Linked DNA regions of Mus musculus: region 2 is linked to region 1. A link is a loop called in an ENCODE intact Hi-C map of the cell type or tissue named here. Cell type or tissue: heart. All regions are shown on one strand. Each heading gives the region's core, and the rest is flanking DNA. Links, peaks and the distances in the headings are about the cores only.

Region 1 (8,336 bases), core at 70-8,069:
TCGCATATTAGATACCCACACGTCAGATGTTTGCATTATGACTCATAACAGCAGCAAAATTACAATTATGAAGTAGCAACAAAAATAATGTTATGGTTGGAGGTCACCACAGCATGAGGGACTGTATTAAAGGGTTGCCGTGTTAGGAAGGCTGAGAGCTGTTGCTGTAGACCATTCTCTCTGTACTAAGAACCTCCTACTTGTTTTAACAAGGGAACTCTACCATCTCTGTAAGAACTTAGCCGACTTGGGATCTCAGGTTTGTCCTTCTAAAACAGATGAGGCATCAATGTGATGCCATCAGCTAAAGGGTAGCAAAGGGGATATCTGTTTGTCAGGGCCTTGGGAGCTGTGGACAGAACTTGAACCACACGCAACTGGAGTGTCCACACACCTGCATCCTTTAGTCTATGGGGCAGGAGTAAGGACAGGGAGACAAAGGGGACAGCTATGGTTTCTGGGTCTGGGTCACCATTCCACGCTCGCCTTGCAGGTAGCCTGCACTCTCGCTCTCGTGAACCAGGACTACGGCCAAGAGGCCCCGGCCATGCTTGAGCATCCTCAGCAGCCTCATCAATTAGTGCATCCTCCCGTGGTGTGTCCTAGCTCACTGGCCCTCAGCAGCTGCTCCAGCTCCTGAGGCTTCTTCTTCCTGACAACCAGGATGTGTGTGTGTGTGTGTGTGTGTGTGTGTGTGTGCAAGCATGGTACACGTGTGCATGTGTGGGTACAAGTCAGTGGCTCTGCATCTGGTGTCTTTTTGTTTTTTCGAGACAGGGTTTCTCTGTGTAGCCCTGGCTGTCCTGGAACTCACTCTGTAGACCAGGCTGGCCTCGAACTCAAGGAGATCTGCCTGCCTCTGCCTCCCGAGTACGAGTATTAAAGACACCCACCATCATCGTCTGGCTTCAGGTGTCTTCTTTAATCACCTTTTCTGTTGAGAGAGGGTCTCTCACCAGCCCTTGAGATCGCCAGTTTGGTGATCTAGCTGGACAGTGAGCTTCCGAACTTTGCCTGTCACCGCCTCCTTTCCCATCCTCGGTGCTGGGCTTCCAGACATGGACCACTTTGGCCAGCTTTTATTGTGGGTGCTGGGAATATGAACTTAGGTCCCATGCTGGATAGTTTTCCATCAACTTGACACAAGCTAACGTCATCTTAAAGGAGGGAACCTCAATTGTAAAAATGCTCCCCGGTAAGATCTGGCTCTAGGCAAATCGGTGGAGTATTTATTGAATTGGTGACTGGACTGAATACATCCTTTCTTCCCCTACTTGTTCTGACCGTTGTGTTTTACACAGCAAGGCAGCCCAAATAGCCCCTCCTCTCTGTAGCAGGTACCATAATGACTAAGCACCCCCTTAGCCTGTGGTTCCTCACAGATCAAGCCAACTCCTGTAACTGGAGCCCTCAAGTGTGTACAACACATAAGTCAGAAATCCGACTGCCCACAGTAGTCAGACAGCTATCGTGAGTACAGCTGAGGTGAGTACTTCCCAGAGGTGAAGCCTACAACAGACAGAGCTATTGTAAGCGTCACATAAATAAATAAATAAATAAATAAATAAATAAATAAATAACGCTTTTGATGTTTTTGGATACAGTTCTAGAAAACTTAATTGTATTACCTGGAAGTTCCCTGTACTGGCTAGTTTTGTGTGTCAACTTGACACAAGCTGGAGTTATCACAGAGGAAGGAGTCTCCCTTCAGGAAATGCCTCCATGAGATCCAGCTGTAAGGCATTTTCTCAATTAGTGATCAAAGAGGGGAGCCCCTTATGGGTGGTGCTATCCCTGGGCTGGTAGTTCTGGGTTCTATAAGAAAGCAGGCTGAGCAAGCCAGGGGAGGTAAGCCAGTAAGGAACATCCCTCCATGGCCTCTGCATCAGCTCCTGCTTCCTGACCTGCTTGAGTTCCTATCCTGACTTCCTCTGGTGATGAACAGCAGTGTGGAAGTGTAAGCTGAATAAACCCTTTCCTCCCCAACTTGCTTCTTGGTCGTGATGTTTGTGCAGGAATAGAAACACTGACTAAGACATTCCTATTTAACTAATTCAAAATTTTCATGCAGTGTCCACTAAGTGAGACCTAGCCACAGACCAGCCAGATAGGTCAACAAGGTGATTAGCAGTAATAACACTAAACAAACACCTACACCAGACCTACTGGCTAAACTGAAGCAATCCATTCTGATCTCACTGACTCCCCTCTGCAGTTAGAGGAGTGTATGGGATTTTGTAGACTGTTACCTTTTGGGATGTATACATTTTTATGTGCCATGAGTACTTTGCCTGGATGGATGGATATGCACCGCTTTCGTACCCTATGTCCATGGATGTCAGAAGAGGTCTTTGGATCTCCTAGCCCTGGAGTTACAGATGGTGAGCTGCCATGTGGATGCTGGGAATTGAACCTACGTCCTCTGCAGGTGCTTCTAGTACTCTAAACCGCTGTGTCATCGCTTAGGCCCCTGAGCTGTGATTTTTGCAAACTTCCAATTCCTACCCTCTTCGGTCTTGCAAATTCCCAGTGTCCCTGTCTCCATGGTAACCTGCTATGGCCCAGGCAGCCTCTGCTTCTTTGCTTCGCTCACACTGTTGCATAGGCAGCTTTTCACGGTTTGCTTTGGTGAGGTGCAGAGCTCCCCAAAGCTTTAGGTATTTATGTTCCCAGCTCCGTAGCACTTAGCTGGCACGATGCTGCAGAATGAATAAAAAACAGTGCATCAGTAATGGTTATGAACGTCACAAAACTACTAGCAGTAATTCTAGAGTAGTATGCATGACATATCAAATACACACACACACACACACACACACACACACACACACACACGCTGAATCAAGTGTAGGGCGAAATAATATTCAGCGGGCATATTACATGAAAGGAATTTACATTAAACTGAGAAACTGATTCTCATGGGGAAATTAGGAATCATGATGTCAAATGTCCAAGGACAGAACGCCTGAGATGGCTCCGATTAGCTGGGCGCACTGAAGGTGGGATTGTAAGGGAAAGGACAGGCGAACAGGGCAGAGGGAAAGGGGTGCGCGTGCTCTGGTGGAGAAGCGACTAGAGTGTGGGGTGATGAGAACAAGAACACGCTGCTGGCGCTGTGCCATGTCTCATTCAGAGCTGACTCACCTGAGAAAGTTTTGTGTTTTCAGGTGCCTTGGGGAGCGACTGCGGCCCAGAGGACCCAGAGCGTAGTCTGCTGCCCCCGTGTGGCGGGAGCGCATACTGCAGCGCCCCGGCGGAAAGCTTTACCACCAGAGGGCGCAAAGGGCTCGACCTCTCAACAGGCCTGTAGACCCGTGATGTCATTTGTGTATTTTCCAGAGTTCTTTTTACAGGAGTGGTGATCAAGCAAATGGCCAGCTATCACCCCACCAACCAGGATCCTCTCCTCTGCTTAATCCTTATCTGTTTCTTCCTTACTGTCCTAGTTAGGGTTACTATTGCTGTGATGAAACACCATGAACAAAGCAATTTGGGGAGGAAAGGGTTTATTTCAGCATAGACTTCCAGGTACACTTTCACGGAGGAAAGTCAGGGCGGGAACTCAATCCGAGCAGGAAGTTGGAGGCAGGAGCTGATGCAGAGTTGGGGGGAGGGGTGCTGCTTGCTGGCGTGTTCCTCATGACTTGTTTAGTCCCTCCCCCATTAGTCACTAATTAAGAAAATACAGCAAGATCTTATAGAGGCATTTTCTCAACTGAGGTTCTGTCCTTTCAGATAACTCTAGCTTGATATAAAACTAGCCAGCACACTTACTTCCTTATAAGTTGCTAGGTCTGGAAAGCCTCATTTAATAACATAATACACACACGCACACGCGCAGGCACGCACAAGCACACATTCATCCCAGGACCTTCTACATTGCATTTGTCATATGGAATTGCTGAACATTATATAATAATACGGAAAGAGGTATGGGGAGGTTACTTAACCAATTCCTTTAGATTTTTGGTAATAGAGAAGCCAAATCAAATTAGCTTAAAGGAGGACATGCTGGCTCCTGACAGAGATGGTAAAGGAAGTTGTCCTGTCCTAGTAACAATATAACAGCTAGAAAGATTTCAGGAGCCTAGAGTAAAAGCTTCCCTTTGTGACTTTCAGTTCCTTCCCTACATTTTTGCTAATTAAGACCAGCCAATTAGCCTTTCGTGGACAAAGCCATCTCAGTTAAACTTGCTAGTTCCTCACTATTAGACAGAAGAGACCCAGCAAATCTGAGGAAAACATGTACCTGAATGACAAAGGAACAATAACAAAATGACCTCTCAGGAAACGGGGAGGGGGGGGGGGTGGGATGTAAACAAAAACTAAGGGCCAGTAAGATGGCTCTGCAGGTAAAGGTGCTTGTTGCCACGGCTGAGGAATGGGGCTGAATCCCCAAAAGTCATACTGTAGAAAGAAGAGACTTGACTCCAGGAAGTCGTTCTCTGACATCCACACACATGCTATAACACAAATGTGCCGCACACACACACACAAATAAATAAATAAATAAATAAATAAATCTGTAAAGTTTAGGCTGAGAGTGATAGCAAATACCTTTAATCCCAGCTCTCTGGAGGCAGTGGCAGGAACATCTCTATTTTACAGAAGAGTCCCTGATAGCAAGCAGAGGAGATGAAGTTTAAAAATGCAGAGACAGGAAGTTGAGAATAAGTACGGCTTGAAACCAAAATTAGCAGACTCATAAACTAAACACCATAGAACTAAGAATCACAATGTTTCGTCTGTCACATTAGCACACAGCTAGATGCCTAAGAATGTCAAGAAGTGGCATGTATATTATGAATTTGGACTGGGGACCTCCATTTCTAGAAGACAACGTCACATTAAGGGACAGACTCAGGAATAACTGTCACAGCGTTTTTATTTAAATATGGTAACAGGGCAAATGTCGGAGAAATTACTAACTCCCTTCCCCTAACAACAACCCACCAAGAAATCATTACCACAGCAGCAGAGGTGTGAATGTGTGTTAGGGGGAGGGGGGTGAAGAGACTTGACATGGGCTTTTAAAGTTTTGATATAAAATGCATTTCATGGCCTGGACATTGGCCATGTAGGTGTTTAATTATAACAGTCTATTAAGATGTGTTTGTACTGGAGAGATGGCTCAGCAGTTGAAAAGCACTGGCTGCTCTTCCGAAGGTTCCAGGTTTGATTCCCAGCACCCACACATGGCAGCTTACAACCACCTGGAGCTATACTTCCAGAGGATCTAGAAAAGTAACTTTATTCGCCTGACTAAATTGTCATCTCCGAGGCTTACTGCCTTACCTGCTAACTTTGGCTTAGTCCCGGAAGCTTCTAGCCTGGAATAATCTAACCTAGGCTAGAATGTTTTCAGTTTGAGACTTGCTGCTGAATAAACTCGCCCTTTCTCATTCGTTCTGAACCTTCACTGCCTGATTCAACTCAGCTGTTCTGGCTCGAACTCCTCTACAAGTTGACTGATTTGATCTGGCTTCTCTTTTCTCTCTCCCTCTCCCTCTTTCCCTCTCCCTCTTTCCCTCTCCCTCTTTCCCTCTCTCTCATGTTTTGCTCTGCTTGGCCTCAAACTAACTCTAGCAATCTGTTCTAATCCCCTGGCTCCTTCTGTCTCCACCTGTGTCTAGCTTGTTCTCTCTTTTCAACCTGTCTCTGTACAACCATCCCAGTAAGACTGCCTCCTCTCTCTCTCTCTCTCTCTCTCTCTCTCTCTCTCTCTCTCTCTCTCTCTCTCTCTCTCTCTCTCTTTCTCTGCACTGCCCCTTAAGTAGCTTCCCTTTCCTCTTTCTTATGAGACTTGGGCACATCCTATTCTGTCAAATCATTCACTGATTCATCACTTTGCCCCTCAATTAAACATCACTTACAAACGGGTGCTTCCTTCTACAAACTAACTTGACCTTCATTGTTTGGGGTTAGAGATGTGAACGAAGGGCAGATCTGTATTTCTGCCAGAGGGATTAAAGCTGTGTGCTGAGGGCTGAGCCACGCTGTAGTGCCAGGGAAATGTTAGTAGCCCCCAAAGAGTAGACAGGAACCAATCTGATACAACCTACAACACGGTCTTTATTTTATTTGTGCTAGCTCGGGACACCCCCAACACACCACCATCACACAGGACGGCTTTGGTGGTGGGGGAGCCCCGAGTATCCATGAGGCAAGGCTTTATAGTACGCAGCAACCAGGAGGTAAATGTGCAAGCATCTAATTGGAAAGCTCCTGTGGCCTTTAACATAATTGGCTGGTGCTGGGGGTCACATCATAAACTTAACTTCTGCTCCCCTCTGCATTGGTGGTCGTTAGGCAGGAGGTGGGTTTGTAACCAGGGTGCAGGTTTGTTAGGGGAATAACCTGGAGATGCTGGTCTTGTTGGGAATTAGTCTAGAGACTGGAGCTAAGCTCGGGTTTTGTTGGGGGGCAACTTGGAGACTGATGCTAGGTACCGGCCTGTTAGTTTACCTGAGTTCAAATTTAGGTCAGGTGCTCTAAAATGGAGTCTGAACCTAAAAGATTTGGCATCTCAACACCATGACTAGAAACAGCTAAATTTAGTAAATAACACAATCTTGGGGTTCACAATGTGACCAAGTATCTTGGAACAGGGACCCAGTGCCCTCTTCTGGCCTCTGGGAGCACCACACACATACATGGATCCCAAACATACATACAGGCAAAATACCCAGCCAGACCCATAAAAATTAATTAAAAAATTTTAAATCAGAATTCACAGAAACTAAAAGGCAGATGGAGGGGGGGAGTCACGCTGGTAAAAATGGCTAGAATAGAATAAAAATTAGGTCATTTCAGAATAAAATTTAATGCTGTAGAAGTAACCAATAGAGAGGAAAACCAACGGCACGACTACAAAAATAAGTCTGTGGCGAAAAAGGAAGAAATGGATGCTTAATGATTAAAACAGGGAAAGGCTTAGCAGGCTGGCGGGGTGGCTCAGGGGCTAAAGGTGCTTGCTGCGGAGCCTGACCACCTGAGTTTGATCCCTGGCATCCACATGATGCAAGGACAGAAAGTTCACAAGTCGTCCTCTGGCCCCTACATGTGCACACCCCCACACAGTAAATAACTCTAATAAATGTAAAGGCAAAACACAACCCATTTTAAAAATGAAAATATAATTCACAATATACAGATATACATGTGAAACCGAAATTTGAAAAATAATGAAGAAACTGTGCAGTGAGTGGCTGTCATTAGGGTGCATGAAGGACAGAACAAGGACACGCAGGCTCTTCTTATCTTTCAGCATTCTGAATCTTTTAATCACCCAGAGTCTTGTGTGCCCAGGCCAAAATGAAATATTGTTTGCTGAGGACTTCCTTTCTTATGTCCTGTTGCTATGGATAGGTTCATGTCGGCTGCCTGCAGCCATTCATTAAGTGGACCCTGGTTGCCTGGGAAACCAGATCTGCTACCAAAAGCAACAGCAAAGCTTCCTGCTCACCAGGCACCTTTCTGATCTATCTCTTGCTCCCGTGCAGTGCTGTCAAGCCATAGGAAGCCAAGTCCCCTGACACTGGCTAAGAGGTCATCTAAGAGGTCATAATACTTAGCAGCGACCCGCTCCTCCTCATCTGTGACAAATATGCTCATGAGAAGTGCAGCAGCAGCTTAGTAAATGTCATACCTCGGTGTTGATAAATACCATTCCCCATACATCCAGCTTCACACATACAGTGGGGTTCCCAACTCAGGTCTGCAATCTTACCCATCTTACTCACCAAGCCAATCTCCTCAGCCCTCATTTTTAAAACAGCATGTGTTCTATTTAATGTAAACTTGATTTGTTTTAAAGATTCTCTCTCTCTCTCTCTCTCTCTCTCTCTCTCTCTCTCTCTCTCTCTCTCTGTGTGTGTGTGTGTGTGTGTGTGTGTGTGTGTGTGTGTGTGTGTGTGTGTGTTGGTCTGGTGCTGCTATGTATTCAAATGCTAAATTCTGTACCCCAAGATCTGATTGTTCTAAGACAAGGAGATCCTCACATATATCAGCCTTTGTTGTGTAAACCTGGACCCTGCCCCCGCCCCAAGTTATCCCTGATTGGTTAATAAAGATGCTTACACCCTGGGCTGGGTGAAGAAAGGGGTGGAATGAACTTTCCAGGCCCAGGGTTTCAAGCAGGGACCCTGAGGAGAGAAGAAAGGAAGAGGAGGAAGAAGTCACCATGGGGTAGTCGCTGTGGGGTAGGTAGATCGTGAGCACATAGCCATGAGGGCTGGCCTGATGGAGTAGGAGCAGCCCGGGGCAGAACATAGCAAATGATATCTCGGGGTTATTAACAGAGAAGTAGACAAAATAGCATGGAGGGTTGGTATCTG
Region 2 (8,336 bases), core at 325-8,324, 190 kb before region 1:
TTTGAAGGGAAGTTCACCAAGGAATTTTTAAACTTTTAGCATAAGAAATGTTTCCATTTTCTCCCATAGTGTTAGATCTGGGTACAAATGGCCTTCGTTGAGTAGATTTCTCCCCCTTTTCTATTTTTCATCATTGTCCTGCCTACACACACATACACACACATACACACACACACACACACACACACACACACACTGGGGGAGGGGGGAGAGAGGGAGACAGAGATGAAGATGGAGACAGAGAGAGAAAGATGCATGCACATACCCAGAGAGATGCATGCATGCACACAATTTAAATAAATAAATAAATAAATAAATAAATAAATAAATAAATAAATATTTATCAAGCCTGAGTTTCAGCTCTCTGAGATTTTGTAACAGTTCCTTGCTGGAATCAGTAAGGCATTTGTCAATTGCAAAGCTTAAGTACCAAAGAGCAAAGGGTAACACTTACCTTTCTCAGAAAGAATTTCAGGAGCTACATATGTTGGCGTCCCACACACAGTAAATATAGGCCTCACCACATATTTGGCCAAGCCAAAATCAGCCAGCTTCAAGGTGATAGACTTGTCTTCATTTCGCTGAACCTAGAAGGGATCAGAAGGTCCAAAGCATTAAAACTGCGATGGAAATAAAGAAGGAACACTGAGGCAGTAGTGTGTGTGTGTGTGTGTGTGTGTGTGTGTGTGTGTGTGTGTGTGTGTAACCTGTACCACTGAGACCATAGTCTGTATGTGAACCCTAGGACACTGAGACAGTAGTGTGTGTGTGTGTGTGTGTGTGTGTGTGTGTGTGTGTGTGCAACCAGGGACACTGAGACAGTTGTGTGTGTGTGTGTGTGTGTGTGTGTGTGTGTGTGTGTGTGTGTGTGTGCAACCAGGGACACTGAGACAGTAGTGTGTGTGTGCAACCAAGTCAAAGTAGCTGCTGACATTTTCAACCAAAGGACCAGAGTCAGGTTCACTGCACAATCCAGTTCAGCTTCGTGTGTTATCAAATGTGATATTAAGAATTCATTGATTAAAGCTCAGTTTCTCAGCTGCACTGGGCACATGTGTTTGTCCAAGAGCAACCTGTGAGTTGAGTACCGTGCTGGACAGTGCAGATGGAAACCATTTCCACCAGACACCGCTGTGTTCTAACAAGGAGTCCTGATACTCTGAACATAAACTAAGAACAAGCAGTGGTCTAGAGGGACAGTGAGATGGCTCAGTGGGTATAGAACCCATAGGGTGGGAAGAGAGAGAACCTGACTCTAACCTCCACATAGGATGGCGGCACATGCTCCCACCCCACTACAGATAAACAAATGTACGTTACACTCCACATAGAGCAAATGATGAGGGTCAAACCCAGTACCGTCTTGCTCCAAGTTCAAGATGCATGCAGCTTGAGGGAGATCCTGATGACATCATAGTGTCACACATGAGGTTCCTGCCCCTGCCCCTGCCTCCCCCGACCCCATAGCTGACGTCTCCACAAGCTGCATGTATCTTAATTGCTGAGTCCAGGTCAAGACTGGTATATGAGCAGAAACAATGACAAAGGGGAAGGCTGAAAAACCCAAGAAAGCATGGAATGTGGTGCACACATCCCTGCCTGCCCATCCGGGAACCACTGGGCTTCTGACCCTTACCTAACTCCAGCTCATTTCCATTCTATAAAGTGCTTTTCTTCCTTAATAAACTCTCTCTGTTTCTACCACTATCTGTGTATCCCGGATCCATTTCCATGCTAGAGAACCTGGGAATCCCAGTCAGGGTGTCCTAATCCCAGTCAGGGTGTCCTAATCCCAGTCAGGGTGTCCTGCAGCCCCCTTCCAAGCCTCTTCACATCACTGGCTCCTAAGTTAACCTGGCCAAGAACAAACCATAGTTTCGGACCCAAAGCCGAGTTCTGCTCACTCTGCGCACAGAGGCAGATGCAGCCTGAAAGAGACAATGGAATAATTTGGGCTAGAAAGTCTAGTTGGGAAGGAAAGGAACACAAAATAGTGTTGGCAATTCCATATGGAACTGCCAGATGGACTGTCTCCATCCATCATATGACTACAGAATTGTTGAGAAAAAATGTTCCCCACAAAAATATTTGCAAATATTTCTAGCCAAATGATCAGAATCAAAAGTATCTGGCCAATTCAATACATCAAAATAAAATGGGTACTTCTATCAAAAAAAGTAATTGGAAACCCACAATTCCAAAGCCTACCCCAGAAACTCAAGCTTTGATTTAAGATTGTATTGTGTTTGGTGTCCTGTATATGCCTTCAAAACAGCACATCAGTTTTAAATGACTCTATGAGCCTGTCTAAAACATAATATCATGTTCTTGTCTCTTCAGAGTTCAGCTTTTCCCACCTGGAACACCGCCCATTGCTGGGAAGGACTGGTGTGTTAAAGACTCCGGTTCTACTGTTATGGTTTCTTTACTAGTCTCAGCATTGTCTATTATTGTTTTCTTCTGTGTTTATCTATTTATTTTTGTGAGAGGCAATACATCAGGCATGTACCTGTGTAGATACAGGTATGTACCTGTGTAGATACAGGTATGTAGTGTGTAGATACAGGTATGTAGTGTGTAGATACAGGTATCCATGCAAGGATGAGGACATTGGCTGCCCCACCCCTCCATCTTATTTAATAAGACAGATCCCTCATTGAACTTAGTTTCAGCTAGACTGGCTGGCCAGCAAGTTCCTGGTACCCACTTGTCTCTGTTCTCCAACACATCAATTATACGTGCACAGTCATGGCCAGCATTTACGTGGGTGCCAGGGATTTGAACTCAGGTTCTCTTGCCTTCACAGCAAGCACTTTTACCCAATGACCTGTCTCCTCAGCTCTTCTCGAGGCTGTTGCTGGCTTCACTATGTAAACAGCTTCATTCCACTTAAGGCTATGCCATGTGTGAGTGTTTTGGCACCTTAATATATTGCTTCACCTTAATACCTGTCTTACCTTCAAGTCAGACCTCCACCCGAACAGGAAACTTGTCTAACACTTCTCTCCACCAGACACCAGTTCATCACATATCCATTCCTGATGACCCATAAGTCCATCCCTATCTGCTTTCTCAGTATCCCCTCTGGGATGACAGTAAATAGGAATGCATCCTTTCCAAAGATGGGAAGCAAGGACCGTGAACCGCCCACCTCACCCCAACCCCAAACTGGCTTTCTGAATTCTCTAAGCTATGATCCCAGGACTCCTGGCAAGTCCTTTATGTGGCTTGGTTTCGACTGTGGAGATAGGGAACACTCAGGACTCTCATCTGGCCAAGCAGCCAAAGGCCCCATTAAATGTCCACTTCAATGTCTATGTCTCAAGAAGCTTTTCTGGCTTTCCTGGGTTTGGAAGCCATCCTGCCCTGGATCTACTTGCCTGTGAATCCGCTTACCCCCAACCCACGTCTCCAAGTTTATCAAACCCTGCTGTTCTAAGCCATGTTCTTGCTGGGCTGATCCAGGGCTCTGACAGACAGTCTATTAAGTGATGGCTGCACACAGAATGAATGACTGACTGGTCTGTCTGTCTATGCTCCCCTTTCCAGCCACACCAGAGTGTCCTGCTTGGAATCCAGGTGGTCTGCATTAGTGATGGAAGGATTGGATAACTCCACATGTGCCCCAAAATCTCAAGAAAAAAAATTTTTTTTGAGTTAGGGTATCATGTAGAACAAACCAGTTAGCTCAGGATGACCTTGAACACCTGATCCTCCCACTTCCAGATCCCAAGTTCTCGGATTATAGGTGTGCACCACCATGCTTAGTTAACACAGTGCTAGGGATCAAACCCAGGGCTTCATGCATCCAGTACTCTATCAACTGAGTTACATGCGTGTCCCTCAAGAGAGATCTTTATGTTGTCATCAGTTGGCCTCCACTCTGCCCTTCCACAGTTTATCAATTTAAGCACGGTTATGCAGTCAGTTATGAGGTGCATGCCTGTAAGCCTAGCACTCAGGAAGGTAGAGAATTCCAGGCCACTTTCCACTGTACAGCAATGAAGACCCTATCTCCAAAAAAACAAGCAAACATGCCTTAATAAATAAAATCTAAAATGTACATTTAATCTCTAAGCAGAAGGGGGCAGCAGAGTACAGACCAGCAACCAGGCACCCTTCAACATTAGGCTTGGAAGAGGCTTGTTTATCTCTGCTAAATTCCTGCTTGAATCTTCAAGGTTCTTTAGGCCGTTTCCCTCCAAAGCACATTTCCAACTAACAAGGACTGAAGTGATCTTAGAAGCCACGCCATATCAAAATGCCAGTGCCCCACACTAATTGACACTGGAACATGAAAGGCACCGTCATCCCCTGACCATCACGCTGTTCACAGTAGCCAGGAAATGGAACCAGCCTAGGTGTCCATCACCCAAAAAAAGAAGAATGAAAATGTGGCTCAATACACAGCGATACTTTATGCAGCCATAGGAAGAATGGGATCATGACGTTGGTAGAAAAAAAATAAACAGAATTGGGTATTATTACATTAGACAAAGCAACCTAGACTCAGAAAAATAAATGCCACATGTTTTCTCCAACACAGATCCTAGACTTTCATATTTATATTTGTGTGTAGAGAGGGTGAGTACAGGTCATACCAGAGGAGGAAAAGAGGCTTCCTGGGGTGGGGAGCAAGAGGCAGGAGATAAAGAAAATAATAAAATACCCAGGAGGAGGGGGACCAGCAAGAGGAGGATGGGGGTCCTGGGGAGGGGTGTGGGAAAGGAAGATCAACAAAAACAAAGGGTGTCTGAAAATGGCCACGCCAGGGAGCCATGCAGGCCAGAGCACAGCAGCCTCTAGGCCACTTGTGTTTTTAGCTGAGGGCAGCCTGCTGAAGGAGGACAGTCAGACAGCCTTGTCTCCTAAATTGAATCTGATAGCTTCATATTTCTCTGTACTTCACATCACCGTTGTGTCACTGGAGAAGGAAGATGAGAATCAAAGGAGATGAGGAACAGCGGCTTCCAGCTCAGTCGCCCTGCTGCTCTCTCTGGGAGTCAGCTCCCCAGCCTGTAGACTGGCTCCATCACCACACAGCCAATCCTCCCCACTTAAAAAACACACAGTCCATTTCTACACACCCCTTCAGCAACTTCAATTTTGTGATCTCCTTCACACACACACATGCACTATGAATCTTGAAACAGATACCCGTATCTACTACATGCATATTTTCACCATCCCTGATCCCCTGAACTCAGTCAAGCTCACGCTGCAATAATTACCCTGGAGTCTTCTTCCTCCATCAAAAAGACGAGTTGCACACTAACTAGCTGTAGGTCAGGACACCAGAGTCCTCTCTCCTTGCCCACCATCCCAACCCATCCACAGGGAGGATCACCTGACCCTATTCACTTCAGCTGGATGCCAAAACACAACAGGGAGTTTACCTCAGCCCCAGCCCCAGCTTCCTCCCCTGATCTTACATCACCCCCAACCGACAGGCCTTGCAGAAGATGAATCAGGCTCTTCCAGAAACAACCGAGCCTAGGGAGAGCTAAGATCTCAGAAACTCACAGAAGAGCTCTACTTAGCTGCTTTTTCCAACTCAAAGAATCTTGAGAAATTCAATCTCCAATCTTCAAAGGGCTTCCGAGAACACATTCTCCTAGGAAGGTGGCCACAAGATATCGCTAGCATTCGCTAACAAAATGACCTGGACTAAAGCCCTGTTTCATCTAACTCTGTCTCTTGTGACTCCATGTTATTGCTGAAATCTGTGTTCCTTAATTTCATGAAGTCTGGCCTGATGAGAGGCGCCGCCGTGGTTATTACCAATGTTTAAAATTGTTAATGCCTGGGGCATTAATAAGAAAACAAGAGTGCATGCCTAGCTTCTAGCTTAGGAGAGAGAGTAAGAGCTGGTAGAAGAAATGCCTGTGGATCACGGAGAATTGCTACCACTGAGACCGACTTGTATATCGTAGCAGAAGGGAGAGGGGAAAAGGACATGGAGAATTAAGGTCAACAAAATGGTGGAAGACGTTTATGTCAGATGAAGAATGGGCAAGAGATGTGTGTGTCCTTCTCACCCTGTGGGTCCTTCTTGCCCGAGGCTTTCCTTATCACCCTCAAGAACACATACTTACCAGTGTGCAGTTCCAGCCATATTCAGTAGTGAGATGGCCAGACAAACCTACTTCATCCTGGAACCAACAAGAAAGGATCTGCCTTTGTCTTCACCCAAGCTGTGACCTGTCCCTACAATGCCACCTCCATTTCTGCTACTCCAAGCACTCAGAGCTGTAGTACCTGGGAACAGTGACAAGACCCAGGAAAGGCAGCACTCCACATGTGAGGAAGAGGAACAACTGGTCGCCAGCCCATCTCACTCCTCTCAGCTCCTCCCCTGAAGAAGACTCAACTCTTCCCCCCGCCCCACTGGAGGAGATGATTCTGGAAGGACTCTGCTAGAGCCTAACGTCCCTTCCATCACCGCCCGCTCACACAGATGTCTTGGCTGAGGATACCTGGCCTGTACACTCCCCGTCCTGGGTGAGCTGGTCTAATTACCACCTCTTCTCAGGCTCCTGTGGCTTCCTCCCTCCTTCCCTGGGATTCAGTCAACACAATCCCATTCCCTCCAGGGGACCACATACAGGCAGAAGAAGCAATTAACATGGATATTTCTGCAAGCTGGAAAGTCTCATAATTAAAACTTTCTTTGTAAGATCTCAGGAGTCTAAATAACCCTAAGGGTAGAAGAATCCTAATATCAGGAAATGAGATCAGTGCGACCAGATGAACTTGCCATACAGGAGGCCTGAAACATTACTCCGGGGCCTAATTATCAGATGTAAATATTTCTGTTGATTAAAACATCATGAGAAGCAGCTACATTCATTAAGAGCTTTCAGTGTGCACAGAAAATGTCTGTAAAAAGCAGCTGTACTTATAATCCGTTGCTCCGTCAGAAGTTGGTGTTAAAATAAGCATCCCCCAGGCTTAGCAAAGATAGGTCTAATAGAGAGCCAGCAGCCATCTCTTAAAGAAAGGAAGCGTTGATTTGACAGCACATGTAGGTAAGTGAAGAACACCAACTGATGGATGCTGGTCACCATGGCAACAGTGGTGAATACTGAATCTTGGAAAAACCAAACACATTTGCAACATAATTATTCTCTATCAACAAGCTCGGAAATGGTATCTATCTAAGCCCAGACAACAGAAGTTGTCAAGTCCAGCAGAAGCCTCATCTTTGTCTGAAGAAAACCAAAAGCCTGGCACTGGATAATGTTTAGACTCTAGACATGATATGCCAAACTGACTTAGGCTGAAAAAGGACAAACGTGTTTCATGAGTGTGATAGACACCTGTTTCAACAAGTGATCACCGACAGATCACCCAGGAAGAGCAAGGCATTACCTCATACACAAAAGATGGCTCACACACAGCTTCCTGCTGTTTTTGAAGCTGTACATGTACACATGTACACGCACACACATATATATACTTGTACATGCATAAAATTTGATGTGTTAGAATAGCAGCTTGAGTCTGCACACCAGGCCAAAACAGTTCCACATGTAAGAGGTTTATTGGGAGAGAGGGGGGCAAGGAAGATGGCAGCGGAAAGAGAAGTGGAGAAGAGAGAGAAAAAGGTGGGAGGGAGCTTTCTTTGTGTATGGGTAATGATGTAACACTGGTAAAGGTGGGAGGTGAGCCAAGTGGATTCTGGGAATATGGTGGCTGTTGCCTTGGGAAAAGGTCTGTGGGTCCCGCCGATGTGATGTCACAGGTTTCAGAGGTCCTGATGCCAACCAAAGTTTATTTGGAGAGAATAAAACTGACCTTTTTTTTTTTTTATCAAAATCAAAAAAAGTTCTAAATGCCAACTGGTCTGGTAGCCATGAACAGATTGTGTGTTGAGCTGAAAATACTATAGCTATTCACCCACACAAGACTTGTACACACATACAAGTACACACACATATAGAAAATATATAAATATGGCAGGGAGAGAGACTAGTTGGGAAAAATAGAGTGAGCAGCATCAGGAGGGGACAAGATGCTTGTAGGAGATGAATCTGCTCCTAATATGTTGTATGCATGCATGTAAATGTGAATGATGAAAACTGTTAAAAAGAAAAATTACAGCTAATCTGTAGTTTGCCATCACCCTTTCTCTCTCTCTCTCTCTCTCTCTCTCTCTCTCTCTCTCTCTCTCTTTCTCTCCCCACACACACACACACCACTGCCTTAAAGCACTCAAAGATCTCAGCTGTGATATTTAATTCTACAAAGATCTGCGTCTGCTTAACCTCTCAGAGATATTTGTCTACACCGAACACATCACCATTACAGTTTCTACTTCCCAGAGCAACTTCCCA

What was found. Hi-C counts contacts between places; a loop is a spot of excess contacts. Peaks named below come from ENCODE experiments on the same cell type or tissue, not always from the same donor. Only the 100,000 strongest peaks of a DNase experiment are listed, where the experiment ranks them.
Region 2: a loop joins it to region 1, with 9 times the contacts of the local background. A loop is called at or near these places in 8 of 42 quality-filtered maps.

Annotation. Positions count from the first base shown.
Region 1 is chr9:111,284,961-111,293,296 of GRCm38, reverse strand. No RefSeq gene overlaps it. Among named protein-coding and RNA genes, the nearest start is that of Epm2aip1, 17 kb to the right of the region's middle. In heart, for the core only: no CTCF peak of the experiment used is centred there; a DNase peak (open chromatin) is centred at 3,236; H3K4me3 peaks cover 289 bases; H3K27ac peaks cover 327 bases.
Region 2 is chr9:111,474,869-111,483,204 of GRCm38, reverse strand. Dclk3 (doublecortin-like kinase 3) reads right to left here. Exons shown (of 5, transcript NM_172928.5): 3 at 455-587. Among named protein-coding and RNA genes, the nearest start is that of Dclk3, 40 kb to the right of the region's middle. In heart, for the core only: a CTCF peak has its summit at 4,097 (motif pointing right); no DNase peak of the experiment used is centred there.